2 separate regions of the Homo sapiens genome follow, and region 1 is linked to region 2. Evidence: chromatin loops called from intact Hi-C (ENCODE). Cell type or tissue: Caco-2. All regions are shown on one strand.

The links. Peaks named below come from ENCODE experiments on the same cell type or tissue, not always from the same donor. Only the 100,000 strongest peaks of a DNase experiment are listed, where the experiment ranks them.
Region 1: it touches region 2 in a loop (3.0-fold over the local background); 5 of 110 quality-filtered maps call a loop at or near these places.

What each region holds. Positions count from the first base shown.
Region 1 is chr4:3,775,579-3,783,578 of GRCh38, reverse strand. LOC124900651 (a long non-coding RNA gene) reads right to left here and starts at 2,762. Exons shown (of 2, transcript XR_007057997.1): 1 at 2,588-2,762; 2 at 416-959. RefSeq lists an enhancer at 2,085-2,717. In Caco-2, no CTCF peak of the experiment used is centred here; DNase peaks (open chromatin) are centred at 1,078, 2,628 and 3,018.
Region 2 is chr4:3,938,277-3,946,276 of GRCh38, reverse strand. It overlaps the pseudogene ALG1L7P and the pseudogene FAM86EP. Among named protein-coding and RNA genes, the nearest start is that of ADRA2C, 180 kb to the right of the region's middle. RefSeq lists enhancers at 140-640, 7,843-8,000. In Caco-2, a CTCF peak has its summit at 3,598 (motif pointing right); DNase peaks (open chromatin) are centred at 3,616 and 6,116.

The DNA of each region.
Region 1 (8,000 bases), 160 kb after region 2:
CCTGCATGGGTGGCCTTTGTCTCAGCTGCCACCTGTGACTGAGGCTCCTCCCACCCAATTCCTTTCTCCTTTAGGAGTGTCAAACCTGCATCATGGTCTTGTCACAGCCAAGCCAGCCCTGAGCTCCATCCCCTGAAAGGGCAGCCCCTCCGCAAGCCCCTTCCTCCCTCCCAGCCCTGGCACAGGGCCTGGCATGTAGCAGGTGCTCAGTAAACACTCATAGGTGGAGACAGCAGGACAGACGGGAGCTCTGAGTCTCCTCCCCTGCAGTCTTGGTGATGAGCCCCTGCAATGAAGGGGGGCTGCACTGGGAAGTAGTGAGCATCCCATCATCAGAGGCATGCAAGAGGACCAGGATACCCATTTGAGGGAGACTTTGTAGGCACAAGGGTGAAACATGAATCAGCACAAAGTATGGCTTCTGAAAACTTCTTTCTTGCCTCAAAACAACAATAAAGCCCTATGCTGGGCGCTCCAAGCTCCATGGGAACGCTGCAGGTTGAGCAAGTGATTTGGAAACATCGCAGTCAACAAAGCTGCCGTCTCCCGGTGCGCCCCTTCTCGCTGGGTTCTAAATGAAAGCTGTTCATTAGGGCGACAGGTTTACCATCTTGCAATGAGAATTGCTGGGAGGTTTTTCCCCCTGAGGAGGAGAAATCATGTTTGAGTAGCGAGCACAGTTGCAGGGGACAATGTTTTCGTGGCTGTGGCTGTGGGAAGAGCTTTATTTGGGGATTTTTCCTCTCCGTGTCAGCAGCACAGGAGAAAATGACTCCAGTGAGCTTCGCTGCTGCAGTTTTATGGCACCGCCAGGACGCTGGGTCTGAAATTGTGCCCATTGCTCAGAGCTCAGTATCTGTTCCTGGGAACTGGGAGGCAGCGGTCGCATCAGTGTGGTCTGGAGGTTCCCAGGTTGGGGGCAGCACAGGCCTCTGGCCCCGGCTTCAGCAGATCCAGCCCTAGCACAGAGCACAGCAGAGCCTGGGCTCAGGGGAAAAGTCAGGGTTGGGAGCTAGGGAGGGGCCCACCTGGGGAAGGCTTGCTCACTCACTCGCTCAAGCAGGGGCGGGGCTGGAAGAGGGCCCTCAGGGCAGTCCTGAGCCGAGGACACCACTGCCACCAGGGAGCCAGGCCAGAGGCCAGAGGGAGAACTTTCTCCATACAAGCCAGGTTTGAAGGTGGCGCAGAGGCAGGCTGGGGCTCAGCAGCCGAGAGCTCCATGCTCCAGGGGCACAGACCCCTGCCCTCGAGGCTGTGAAGCCCAGGGTGTGGCAAGGGAGTGCCGTGCAGGGCAGGACACCTGGAGGCAACTATCAGTGCAGGCCCAAGAGACACCAGCCTGCAGCTGCTCAGGGGCCAGTGGGGCTTCAGGGAGGAGGTGGGCAAAGCAGTCTTACCTCCCCTGCAGGGCCGCCTCCCACCTGAACGACCGCCTGGCGGCAGTGTCTGACGTCCCTGTGCAGAATCATCTCTGTCCCCACCGGAGGCCCCTGGGGCCGAGTGGCTTCACTGCAATTTTGGGAGCGTGTGGGACCTGCCCTGGGACCCCCTCTTCGTGGGGCTGCCAAGCTGGGGTATCATACTGCAGCCGCTGGTGGTCATCCCAACACTTTGTGGGCATTCATGAGAAGCAGGAAAGCAGGTGGGCACCAATGAAAGGAGACTGACCACTGACATCCACACACCTGGACGCAGAGGGGACTCCCAGCCCCAGCGTCTCAACACGGTGGCTGGAGGAGTGTGATCTTCCTCCCCTTAGTGCTCCTTCCCCAGCCTGGAAGAAGCTTTCAGGGCCTTCCTTCCACTGAAGCCTCAGTTCCCCCAGAGGGCTGGCTACAGGCTCACGTGGGGCCCGAGGGGAGGAGTTTCATGGGGGGGAGGAGTTTGGTGGGCGGAGGAGTGTCATGTGAGGGGAGGGGTTTCATGTGGGGGGAGGAGTTTCATATGAGGGGAGGAGTTTCGTGTGAGGGGAGGAGTTTGGTGTGAGGGGAGGAGTTTCGTGCGGGAGGAGGAGTTTGGTGTGGGGAGGAGTTTCGTGTGGGAGGAAGACGTGGGGAGGAGTTTTGTGTGGGAGGAGGAGTTTCGTGTGGTGGGGAGGAGTTTCATGTGAGGGGAGGAGTTTCATGTGGCGGAAGAGTTTCATGTGGGAGGAGGAGTTTCGTGTGTGGGGAGGAGTTTCATGTGAGGAGGGAGTTTCGTGTGAGGGGAGGAGTTTCATGTGAGGGGAGGAGTTTCTTGCGGGCGGAGGTGTTTCGTGGGGGGAGGAGTTTCATATGGGGGAGGAGTTTCATGAGGGGGAGGAGTTTCGTGTGGGTCCTGTGGTGCTGCCTGCTGAGGGCATAGACATGTGTCCCTCCATTTCTGTTCTCTCCCTTGGCCCGGCTCAGGCCACGTCCAGAGAAGCCACAGAAACTCCAGTAACTGTATGTCAGCTGAGACCCCAACCCAGAGCCGTGGGCGGCTCAGGGCTCTGGGAGGCAGATTTGTGGGGCAGCTGCCTGCCTCCCTGCAAGGTCCATCCCCGGCGAAGTCACAGCCCTGTTGGGAGGGGCTCCCACTGCGTCATGAACGCTGGTCCCCGGCTCACCTCATGTCGGGGGCACCTGGGGATGGAATTCCAATCCCAGCCCCAGCCTAGATCAGCCCTGTGGCAGGTGCGGGCCGCCCTCTGCTCCCAGCCTCGGCCTCCCACATCCTGGGGGATGACCAGGCGCCTCACCGAGCTTTGGGAGACAGGGTCCTGGTAAAGGGTGCGCAGGGTCTCCAAGCTGCACGACATAGCAGGTGCTAAGCAACTCAGCTGTTGGCAGGGTTTGTTAAGAGAGGTGCAGGAATGTGCTGAGGTCACACAGGGGGGACAGGACAGAGCCAGGATCTGAACCCCCCTCAGGGATAGGCCATTCTAGACTCCTGGCATTGCATGTCACAGGCTGGGTGGGGACCTGGCAGGAGTCCAGGGCCAGCCCTTAGGGCAGGTGGAGCCACAGGGCCTCTCCTTCTCCAGGAGCAGAGGTGCCCCATCCTCCTGCCGGCTGGGGGCTGGGCCGAGGCCTCTGGCGAGCCGATGGGAGATAAGAGCTCTGGCTGGAGCTGTGCAGACAGGCTGGTAGTTTTCCGTCATCCCCGCAAATGACAAACCTTGCAGGAGGCCAGGTTGGGCTGGAGGGTCCCTCCTCCTCACCTCTGAGCAATGTGACCAGGCTTACCTTTCCAGAACCTCTGGGCTGGGCTTGGGAGCCAGTCTCTCCCACCCTCTGCAGGCCCCGGTGGCTATGCAGCCACCCCATGGCTTACTGAGCCTGAGAATAAATTTTAACTGGGGTGCTGCACTTTACAGTTTACAAAGCACGCCCACACCCACCTCCAGGAATCTCCTGCCACCCACTGCCCCTGTGAAGTCCACATCAATATCCACATCTACAGATGGAGAAGTTAAATAATGCCAAGAGGACAGAGGGGACTCTGTGCTTGCTGCTCAATTTTTCTATGGATCTAAAACTGCTTAAAAAATAGTCTATTCAACAAAATGTCACGTAAATGGAGCCAGGGAGCACGTTGACTTTGAGGCGGGCTTCTCTGGCTTTGCGGCTCACCCAGGCCTTTGCAAGAAGTTGCAGCTTGCCCTCTTCACTGCTGAGTAGTATTCCATTGTCTGGAGGCACCTGCAGTTTGTTTATCCATTTACCAGTTGTTTAGGGTTGTTTCCAGTTTTTTGCTATTATGAATAAAGCTATCATGAACATTAAAAACAAAACAAATACTGGCCAAGGGTTGCACAGGTGACAGGCTGCAAAGCCCAGCTCAGCAGGGAACCAGCAAAAGCCATGTGGCTGCCTCCAGAGTCAACATGGCCTGGACCTGCCCTCCGGGGAGCCAGCGCCCGAGCTGGCCTGGCTGCTGCACAGCCATGTGACGGCCACATAACGGCCACCTCCTCCCAAGGCTCCCTCAGTGCAGGCCCACAGGAGGCATGGCCTTGGGAGGAGCTAGGACATGGATCACAGCCTTGCAGCCCACAGACTTGCCCACGGGACAGGCCTCATGTTCCTGCACCACCAGTGGATGGACATCAAGGACCCCTCTCCACGCCCAGAGCCACAAACAATCTTAGATGCTGCACCTGTATCCTCACCAGCCCAGGGACATGAGTGTGGACTGCCCAGCCCTGCCCCTCCCCTGCTGGGGTACCTGGTTATTGCTTGACAGCCCCAAGGCTCACATTTCTCAACTGCAGGGGCATCAAAACCCTCCCTGTAGGCCGGGCACGGTGGCTCACGCCTATAATCCCAGCACTTTAGGAGGCCAAGGCGGGTGGATCACCTGATATCGGGAGTTTGAGACCAGCCTGGCCAACATGGTGAAACCCCGTCTCTGCTAAAAATACAAAAATTAGCCAGACGTGGTGGCAGGTGCCTGTAGTCCCAGCTACTCAGGAGGATGAAGCAGGAGAATGGCTTGAACCTGAGAGGCAGAGGTTGCAGTGAGCTGAGATTGTGCCACTACACTCCAGCCTGGGCGACAGAGTGAGGCTCCATCTCAAAAAAACCAAACCAAAACAAAACAAAACAAAAACCCTCCCTGTAGGGTCAGAGTGAGGCCCCAGCACAGCCATGGGGGGAATGGGCCTTCCCTGACCTGGCTAGCACCAGGCACCCTGCCAGGACTTTCCATGGGCTTCTCAAAATTGCCCCCCACACAGCAGGTGCTGTTACAGGCCTTGGGCTACAGCTGGAGAAATCAAGGCAGAAGAAGGAGGGAACGTGCCCCCGTCACACAGGCCCATGTGGGGAGGGAAATGGACTCAGGAGGTGTCATGGGCCAGGGTGTGTCCTCCCCAAATTCCTATGTAGAAGCCCTGACCCTCAGGACCTCAGAATGGGACTGTGTTTGGAGACAGCTTCTTTAAAGGGGTAATTAAGGTAAACTGAGGTCATATGGGTGGGCCCTAATCCAGTCTGACTGGTGTCTGGTAAGAAGGGGAGATGAGGACACAGACACACACAGAAGGAAGACCAGGTGAAGACGGAGCGAAGATGGTGTCTGCAAGCCGGGAGGGAGCCTCAGGAGAAACCGCCCCTGCCAACACCTTGATCTTGGACTTCCAGCCTCCGGAGCTATGAGATGGTAAGCTTCTGTTGTTGAAGCCGCACAGGCTGGGGTATTCCGCTAAGGCATCCCCAGCGGACTCATGTGGGGGCTAACCCCAGAGCACCCGCTCCCAGCTGCTGCTGCTGCAGCTGACCCTATAACCTGCCAGGAGGTGGCTGCCCACCCCAACCCACCTTCGCCACCCCACCCCACCCAGACAGGGCAGGTCCTTGTATAAAACTGCTACAGTTTACAATTTTGTACTTGCTTATGTGATCGTCTATTGCCTGCCCCATCACAAGACTGCACAGGTCATGAGGACAGGGGTGTCTCTGTCTTGCTAACCTCGTGGCCGGTGTGCTGTGGGCACTTGATATATGCTTTTTAGAGGAATGATTATAAATGTGCATTGGTTTTTGCTATATGACAGAATTATAGAAGGGCTTAAACCGTTGCAGGAAATCATGGAGGTTCTGTGTTTTTCTCAGTGTTCTCACGCGCAGCTGATGTTGAATAAACGCTTCTTGAATAAATGAAATGGATGATGGATGAACCAATGGATGGATGGAGGGATGAATGAATGAATGAATGAATGAATGAATGAATGAACGAACTTCCTCTCGGAGAGCAAAGCCAAAGATAGCAGAAGCAGGAGCCTCTGCTGACACCTCACAGATCCGGGAGGGTTGTTGGGGACACAGTCCCATGGGAATTATCTTCCAATCTGGAGTTTCTTCTGCCTTTAGAGAGAAGCCCGGTTAATGCTTGGAGGAGGGCCGGTCTCGTGGTCAGCCGTGTGTCAGTGAGATCCCGTGGAGCGCTGTGCTTAGAAGGGTGCCATGCTCAGAGGGCACCCACTTGGGGTTTCGTGCTCTCCAGTTGCCTCTTGAAATTCTTAACAACCTTGGCTTTGAACTTGTGCTTTTTGAGGGATGTATGAAGGGACCAGACCCTTGGCTCACATGTGATCTCCCCTCTGGCTAACCCCAGGACAGCTGTCATGCCCACTCCCTACCCTGGACACTTTTCCTGGTCTCCTCTCCCCGATCTCATCCTACAAACAGTCACCTACCACCCCTGGAGGGGCCCAGTGAGACCAAGCAGGCATCCCATGGCATCAGGGCAGGGCAGGGTGGAGGTCACCCCTGGCACGGGTTGGCATTCAGCCCACTCCCCATCCAGACATCCAGCACATTTGGGAATTGAGTTTCCATCCCTGGGGACCTCAGGGCAATAGGCCCATAGGCAGGGGAGACTGGCCTCCCTCAGCCGGCGCTCCAAGCTTTCATTTTGCACAAAGCCAGCCCTCCGTCCCTGCTCCTGCAGCCAGTGGGCCTTTGGCCTCTGAGTATGGCCATGTCACAAGCCCATGGCAGATGCTGTGTACCTGGCCCAACCCCACAGGGCTCCCACTTAGGGTGGGAACAAACCACAAAAGTACCCACCCTTTCAGGCGGTGAACACTCCCTGGGAAGCCGCTTCAGCCACTCTTGGGCTTGGGAAACCCACATCTCTGGAGGCACCGCAGAGAGGGGCTCGGGCTGCCTGCTCTAATTCTGATGTCTGGCTTGGTCGCTGAGCAGCCTGGGGACTCGGGCAAGCCAAGCCACTCAGCCTGGCCGAGCCCTCCCTGGCCCGGGATAATAAGAGTGGGCAGGAGCAGGTGCCTCCCTGCTGAGGGGCAGGGACGTCGTTCCTTGAGATGCCCCTCAGTGGTGGGGAGCACGCAGGACACTGGGTAACAACGCCTGGCCTTGCACTGCAGCAATCCAGCCACACGCGTTCCCTGACCTCAGGTCATACTCTCAGCGCTGTGTCTGAAGCCTCTTCCTGCTCTTGAGTGGCTAAGCCAGGGCGTCAACACCTGGATGCCATGGTGGTGTTCTCTGAGAATCACCTGAGGCTGGGTCAGCCTGGGGAACAGACCTTCATGGAGTTGAAGGGGCCCTCATCCCACCCCAAGAGCTGGGTGACCAAGGACTGGCCAGGCGACCAAGGGCCCTTGCCTCAGCAGCCAGCTCCTGCCCGGTAGGTGCCAGAGGAGGTGGACGGGGCAAACACCCCCGGGTCCTGGTGGAGCTCTCTGGCTGGAAGGGTGGTCAAGGGACCAGCAGTCGGGGGACTCAGGTCAGGAGAGGAAGGGTGCATGCAGCATTGCGGAGGCTGGCCAGGCTGCCCAGTGCTCCTGGGTGACTGTGTTGTCCCCTGAGTCCTGTGGCCATTGTGTATCTGTGGCAATCTGAGGGATGCTTTGAGTGAACCAGGGGCATCCTGTGGTGCTGGAGGCACCCCTGCTCCTTGGACAGAGCCAAGGAAGAGGCGAGAAGCGTGTCCGTTACAAGCACGGATCTCCCAGAGGACCCAGACCTGGGAGCCTGGGATCATCAGCCGCATCTGACGGAAGAGAAGACGGAGGTGCGGAGCCTCCCTCCCCGCTACGTCTGCTCTGAAGATGCTGTCCTGCTTCCCCAACCGGATCAGAGCCACCTTGAGGGCAGAACTGTACCTTTGACACATTCACATAAATTCTTCCAACATTTATTAAGTGCCCGCTGTGTGCAGGCCTCTGTGCAGGGCCTGGGAGTGAGGTGAGACAGAAGCAGGCTGCCTGGAGGAATTTCTTCCCATCCTAGGACAGGGCCTGAGCACCCAGGCTATGCACAGTTGTCCAGGGAGCCCCTCCCCTCCAGCCAGGGCCGTCCTCCCCGTGCCCCCAAGGTCAAGTGGCCACTCATCTGGAGGGCCTGTGCCAGGCCAGCTGGAGCTTTTGGGGTTAAGACTAGGTCTGGTCTGCCCAGAACCAACACCCTGCAGAGTCCAGCCCTTTAATGAGCGTGTTTGACATTTGTTCCTGGGGTCTCCAGGGTCCTCATGGCTCTGCACAGAAGCTGTGGGAGGTCAGGGGGGTGGGC
Region 2 (8,000 bases):
AGCCCCCAGCACCTGTGAGGGTGTGCTGTCCTTGTCCCATCTCAGTGACAAATACACTAGGACACACGGAGGCCAAGTGACCCCCGAGCTCCCGCACACTGCAGCCCGGCCACCTGGCTCGCAGGTCTCCACACTACATCCAAGCCCCCCATTGCCACCAGCCTTTGCCCCAGCTCCCCCTGAGCACAGCCCCTCCTGGCAGCCATGTGCACAGATGCACGCACAGCAGCCTCTGCCTGCACACAGAGACACGGACGACCCAGTGACTGTCCACGTGGGGCAGCCCGTTAACTACAGAGTAAACAAACAAGCCGGCACACGAAGGCGTACTGGGTTCCACGACAGAGTCCTGCACAACCTCGCACAGGAGGCTGGCCGGGTGCGGGGCCCAGGCCTGTCATCCCAGCACTTTAGGAGGCTAAGGCAGGAGGACTACTTGACCCCAGGTGTTCAAGACGAACCTGGGCCACATAGTGGGATCCCGTATTCACAAAACATACAGAAACTAGCCAGGCGTGGTTTCACACACCTGTAGTCCCAGCTACTCGGGAGGCTGAGGTGGAGGATGGCTTGATCCCAGGAGGTGGAGGCTACAATGAGCCCTGATCTCACCACTACACTCCAGCCTGGGCAACAGAGCAAGATCCTGTCTCAAAAAGGCAAAAAAAAAAAAAAAAAAAAAGGAAGTCTTTCTTCAGATACTTACGTGAAAAAATACCTGCAATATCTTTTAAGTGAAAAAAACAGTGCCAAGCAGCACACATAGTATAAGAACCCACCCACCATTTTTTTTTTTTTTTTTTTTTTGAGACAGAGTCTGGCTTTGTATTGCCCAGGCTGGAGTGCAGTGGTGCCATCTCGGCCCACTGCAACCTCTCACCTCCCAGGTTCAAGCTATCCTCCCATCTCAGCCTCCTGAGTAGATGGGACTACAGGCAGGTGCTACCACACCTGGCTAATTTTTTTATTTTTTGTAGAGTCAAGGTTTTGCCATGTTGGCCAGGCTGATCTTGAACTCCTGACCTCAAGTGATCTGCTGCCTCAGCTTCCCAAAGTGTTAGGATGACAGGCGTGTGCCACTGTGCCCAGCCCCATTTTTGTTTAAAAACTAATAATAATCACCCAGACATGGTTATGACTACCTATATTCCCAACTACTCAGGAGGCTGAGACGGGAGGATGGCTTAAGCCCAGGAGTTTGTGGCAACCTTGAGCAACGTAGCAAGACTTCATCTCAAAAAAAAAATTATCACAATCATCATTTTCACATAAGTATACCTATAGGAGAAAACCTAGAATATATATATAGCAGGCTTGTCCAACCTGCGGCCCAACACAAATCTGTAAACTTTCTTAAAACAGTACGAGGTTTTTTTGTGAATTTTTTTCTTTTAGCTCATCAGCTATTGCTAGCGTTAGTGTATTTTATGTGTGGCCCAAGGTGATTCTTCTTCCAATGTGGCACAGGGAGGCCAAAAGATTGGACATCCCTAATACACTCGTTAACAGGTGCCATCCTTGGATGGCAGGATTATAGAGACTTCTACACATTCATGTCTGCACTACTTCATTTTTATAGATATGCATTTTCCACTTGTAACAAAAAACTGTGATTGAAAATCATCCCGGGTCACAGTGTCTCACACCTGTAATCCCAACACTGTAAGAGGCTGAGGATTTGGGAGGCTGAGGTGAGCGGATCACTTGAGGTCAAGAGATCAAGACCAGCCTGGCCAACACGGTGAAACCCCATCTCTACTAAAAACACAAAAATTAGCCAGGCGTGGTGCTGCACGCCTATAATCCCAGCTACTCGGGATGCTGATGCAGGAGGATCACTTGAACCTGGGAGGCATCGCAGTGAGCTGAGATTGCGCCACTGCACTCCAGCTAGGGGAACAGAGTTAAACTCCGTCCAAAAAAAAAATAATAAAAGAGGCTGAGGCAGGAGCATCATTTGAGGCCATGGGTTCAGGACCCCATCTCTACAAAATAAAAAAATTACTGGCATGGTGGCACGCACCTGTCATCCCAGCTAGTCAGGAAATGGGAGGATTGCTAGAGCCCAGGAGTCAAGGCTGTGGTGAGCAATGACTGTGCCACTGCACTCCAGCCTGGGTGAAAGAACAAGATCGTATCTCAAAAAAAAAAAAAAAAAAAGAATCATTCTGGCTAACGGCTCTTCAGACATCTGTGCTTATGAGAACACCAGCCCCTTCTAAGCTGTGTGTGTGTGTTTTTGTTTGTTTGTTTTGTTTTGTTTTTTTTGGTGTTTTTTTTTTGAAATGGAGTCTCACTCTGTCACTCAGGCTGGAGTGCAGTGGCACAATCTCAGCTCACTGCAACCTCTGCCTCCTGGGTTCAAGCAATTCTCCTGCCTCAGCCTCCCAGGTAGCTGGGATTACAGGCACCCGCCATCATGCCTGGCTAATTTTTGTATTTTTGTAGAGATGGGGTTTCACCATGTTGGCCAGGCTGCTCTCGAACTCCTGACCTCAAGTGATCCCCCCACCTTGGCCTCCCAAAGTGTTGGGATTACAGGCGTGAGCCACTGTGCCCGGCCGCTTTCTAAGCTTTGTGAAGAGTGGGTTGACTGGGCAGCCAGGTAGATGTGGGTTCAGAGCTCTGCTTCTGTCCCGCTGTGCCAAGTGCTGGGGCAGACGCCAGCAGAGAGTGGACAGCGGCACGGTGCCTGCTGCTAACCATTTCTATGCAAAACCAGATTTCTGGTCCCATCCTGGAGGCCAATTCTAGGTACCTGGGTGGGACTGGGAAACTGTGAAACAAGTAGACTGACTTGGACACTCCCCCACCACACCACGCCTGTCCTAGCAGCCCCACACAATACGCTCATGTCCTGTCCCCAAACACCGCCATCCTCAAACACATGTGCTCTGTTTCCAGGCCAGGCCAGGATCAGATGGGAAGTGGAAGCTTGTCATGACCAGAAACTGTTTCCCTACAAAGAGCACTTGGAGATGGCAATGCTGAACCTAATACTGTAGGACTCACACGCGACTTCAACGGGATTGTGAGGATCAAGTCACTCTCATGGGAAGAATTTTTACATGGGAAAGCGGATAAAACTTTCATTGGACTGGAATGTTTGGAGAATATTAATTTCCAAATCAGGAACCACAAACTGCCCTCTAATAAGACATCGGCTATCTAAGCGTGTGGGTGCCCCCTTTCTGCCAGCAGTTCTGGTTCTTAAGAAAATCACCATAAATCAGACATGAAAATTCTGGCTCTAAAAATAGCATTTTCTTTGTGCAAATAAAAACGTGTGTATCAAGTATGATGTTCCCCCAACGTGGACACACCCGGTTCCTCACAAAGCCAAGCCCGCTGCAGCTGCCACATCCCTGGGCTTACTGTGCAGCAGGTGCTTTTTTCAAGACAGGAATCAAAATATTAGGAACACGGCAGAAAGGCGACACCTGGAGACCAAACGCAGGATGAGGAGTACTGCAGAGGTCACAGGGAAGTCACAGAACAGTAGTACGCTAGCAGGGGCATGGGGCGTGAAGAACAGAAGAAGAGAGGAAGTGTTTCCAAGCCTCCAAAAAAGAAATCAGAGCCAACCACAGCTTCCCGGGTCACAGAAGCAATTCACTCACCAGGCGGCACCACTGCCGTCATTTCAGCTTCTGGCCACTGGGAGGCGCTGCTTGAAAGGGTTTGCCCTGAGACTCCAAGAAGAAGCTGCGGGAAGGACAGCAGGGGCCCTGGGGTTTTAGCCTCTGGCCCAGGAGTTATGTGTCCATAACCAAAGGGAGCACAGTCTGCACCCAGCTCTCATCCCATCGGAGCTGCTGCGACTCCCGCAGGTTCTTCCGGAACAGGTTTAGCTTGCCTGCAGGATCAGGAAAGTTTGAGAAAAGCATCTGCATAATACTAAAGAGCAGAGCTTACCTCATTGCCTGTCCCCACCGCATCCCAGGTCACCACCTGGCTGACCCCAGGTGCCCGACCCAACAACAACCCCTACCAAGTTCTTAACTCCCTCACTTGGACTCGAGACTCTTCACGCCCCAGCAGCGCTCCGCCTCCAACTTGACATCACGCTTTCTGGGAACTTCCCCGCATGTCCCACTTTCCCACACTTGGTGTCCTGGGGCACCTCCCGGCCTCTTCATGCTGTATGCTCCCCTGCGAGCACCCTCCTCTTGGCCTCTGGCCAAGTCCCACCCATCTGTGGGTAACAAGGGGGTGTCGGTGTTCTTTTCAGCCTTGCTAAACTGTCTGAATCAAGGATCACAAACTACAGCCTGCAGGCCAAATCCAGCCCACAGCCTGTGTTTGTAAATAAAGATTTATTGGAACAAAGCCACACCCCTTAATCTACAGATGATCTGTGGCTACTTTCACACCCCAACAGAGTACCATGGTTCTGACAGAGACTAGGGGACCCAGTCTAAATGACTTCCGACTTGGACCTTTACTGAAAATCCTGCCAGTCATTCTGTTGGCAAGAACGATGTATTACTTTTTGCAATAAGAAACAAGTAACATTTGCAGAATTCCACCCATCTTTCAAGGCTGGTCCCAGAAGCTCCCTTTGCCCACTCACCTACCTGATCCTGCTCACTTCCTAAACTGCAGCCCGGCCCACCCGGCTCCAGCGTCATTTGTGGAGTGTCTGTTCCATAAATCCAGCGGGCAGGCGGGCAGGTGGGGTTGTGTCCTAACTTTCCCGAGCCTACTGTACCGAAACGGGACAGCAGAGTAGGCCAGCCTCTGTGACCTCTGCTCCCTCCCTAGCTTTTCCGCCAGACCCCACATGGTCCCACCCCGACTGTGGGAAGCAGGGATCAGGGAGCGTGGCTCGGTGCCAGTCTCCAGAACCCTGCCCACCCTGGCTTAGTGGCAGATGTGGCTACCTGCAGCTGAGCTGCCAGTTCCTCTGAGTCCTCAAAGACCAAGCCGTTTTCTTGATGTTTCACCAGCTCATGTAAACTGCAGAGAGAACCAAGGGAGCCTGAGAGCTGCCTGGAGAAGACACCAGACCCCTGGGGTGCCCACCTGGGCTCCCCTCGCACCCCACGCTCAAGCCAGGCTGGGGATTGGAACAGGGGGTGTGGTTTCTGGGAGCTGGTTCTTAGATTTGGCATCTGAAGGGTATAAAGGCCTGGGGGAGTGCACATCAAAATGGCCAAACCGATTTGAGGAGGGAGCCTTAAGGAGGGTTTGTACCTTCTGTGCTGGATGCTCTTCAAGGACTGAAGAATTATTTTTGTATGTTTTTCTTAATTCCATGGCTGTGGAACAAGTAAGGCAACCCCCTGGAGACTGGTTCAGCACATAAAAGATGACTTTTCTAGGGCACCAGATTTGATCAAGACGTTCCCTGAGCTCAGCTCACACGAGGGGCTTGAATCCCTGAATCCCATCCAGGAGCCGGCTCCTGAGCAGGGGCCAAGGGCTCAACTTGTGCTGGGGCTACTGCTTCTAGAATCTCCTCTAACGCCACCCTTCCAAACACCCATCTATGCTGGGTGCAGTGAGGCCACAGCATGACACTCATTTAACTCATTCAAACCCACCATGTGAGCTTGGCCAAAAGGGACATGGTGGGAGAGAAAAACAAAGAAAACCATGTAAGCCTGCAGGCAATTCCCGCCAATTCTACTCTAGGAGCAAAAGCCCCGAGTGGAGTTCTAGTATTTAAGGTGCTTTCTTTTTTCATATTAGGTTGGTGCAAAAGTTATTGCCATTTTTAATGGCAAAAACCGTGATTACTTTTGTACCAACCTAAATATAACATGAGTTCTAAATGGAAGCAACTACTTCAGTGAGGCTCAGCCCAGCCACAGTAACCACAGGGCTCCTCCTCATGGCCTCCAGTGTGTGCTGGACTGACCAAGGGGCAGGGCCTCACTGTGGGCAGCTGGCTCTGCACTGTTTCCCCCTCAGCGGTGGATCTGTGAAGCTATCCCCAGAAAGATTCGGGTTCTGCTCCTACCACTTGAAGTTCACAACGCACACACAGGCAAACAGCTCCTGAACATGTCCACCACCTTCATGGGCAGGTCCAGGCCACTGGAGGACGTGTCTAGACAGACACCCAGGTCCACCGACCCTGCTAGGCAAGAGGGGTGCGGTCAGAGAGCTGGTCTCTGCCCTGGGAACACAAATCCTCCCAGCACAGTGAGGCAGCATCCCCCGAGGGGAGTGAAAATCAGATAAGGCCCCCCGCAGCCCCAAGCACAAGTGGCTTAAGCTGGCCAAGCAGCCACATGGTCTGGCTGGGACATCTGAAAATGTAAGTTGACACTTTTTCTACGTAATCACAATTTGGTTTTTTTGTTGTTGTTGTTTTGTTTTGAGACAGAGTCTCACTCTGTCACCCAGGCTGGAGTGCAGTGGCACAATCTCAGCTCACTGCAACCTCCACCTCCCAGGTTCACCTCCCGCATGTAATCCCAGCATTTTGGGAGGCCAAGGTGGGCGGATCACCTGAGGTCAGGAGTTCAAGACCAGCCTGGCCAACGTGGTGAAACCCCATCTCTACTAAAAGAAACACAAAATTAGCGAAGTGTCGTGGCAGGTGCCTGTAATCCCAGCTACTCAGGAGGCTGAGGCAGGAGAATTGCTTGAACCTGGGAAGGCAGAGGTTGCAGTGAGCCAAGATCGTGCCATTACACTGCAGCCTGGGCTACAAGAGCGAAACTCCTTCTCAAAATAATAATAATAATAATAATAATAATAATAATAATAATAAACCACAGCACACCCACTACAAACCAGCTGTCAGTGTGAAAATAAAGCGAAACGGCTTAACATTTCTAAAGACTAGCTGGGACCAGGCGTGATGGGTCACGCCTGGAATCCCAGCACTTAGGGAGGCCAAGACAGGAGGATCACTTGAGGTCAGGAGTTCAAGACCAGTCTGGCCAACATGGTGAATCCCTGTTTCTACTAAAAATACAAAAATAAGCCAGGTGTTGTGGAGGGCTCCTGTAATCCCATAATCTACTCGGGAGGCTGAGGTGGGAGAATCGCTTGAACCCAGGAGGCGGAGGTTGCATGAGCTGAGATCGTGCACTCCAGCCTAGGCAACAGAGCGAGACTGTCTAAAACAAAGACTAGCTGGAGAGTCCTGCCAGGAAAAGGCCTCAGCCTCCAACTGCTCTGCTCACTAGAAGCTGGAAGATGCGGCTCTAGAGACGCATCAGGACCAAGACACAACTCCCCACTTGGAGAAAACAACGGGGAAAGAGACGGAGGCAAAGCAGAACCATCTCACTGGGAGAGGCGACGCTGTTTGACACATCGTCCCTGTACCTCCCAAAGCCACTGCCTTCCTACACCTGGGCAACAGTGGCCCCAACCCCAGGCCCAGCCCTCCTGCAGGAAGGAAGAGGACTGAATGGAGGGCGTGGCAGGCTGAAAGGATGTGACCTCCTCAAACCCCTTGGTAAAGGGCCTCTGGGGCCACCTGGCTGGGAGGGGCTGGCACACCAGAAAGTAGCCTCCTCCCGGGAGTTCAGCCAGAGCCCAGGTCCCGTGCCCAAGTGGCCTCCAGAGCCACCTTTTCAGAAAAAGTACATCCTGCCCACCCCTGTTCCCCCTGCTTAAGGCCCTGCCTCCTCCCTGAGCCTCCCGCTGGCCTCTCACCTAGAAGCGGGGGTAGTCCTCGGCCCTCCAGCCAGGGGGTGCAGACCTGGATGTGCTGGAAATGCTACTGGTGGATGAGGCGGCTGTAATACTCCCTCAGAGGCCCTTTGCCTTCACAGAGAAGAGGAGACACTGCCATGGACCCGTCTCTGTCCCTGCCACATGGCCCCAGGCTCAAGACACTCCCCCCTAGGAGGGATCCTTTTCCCAGAAGCTCCACCCCTCGGCAGCTCCAGTCAGGCCCCATCTGGGCCCTTCCAGAAGCTACCCAGGAGCCCCGAGACATGCAGGGGTGTGTGCACCCTGACCCCTGAGGCATAGTCCTGCACCTGCAGCCAGCTGGCCTCGGGCTGCAAACATGGCGGAGTAAGCACTGGCCT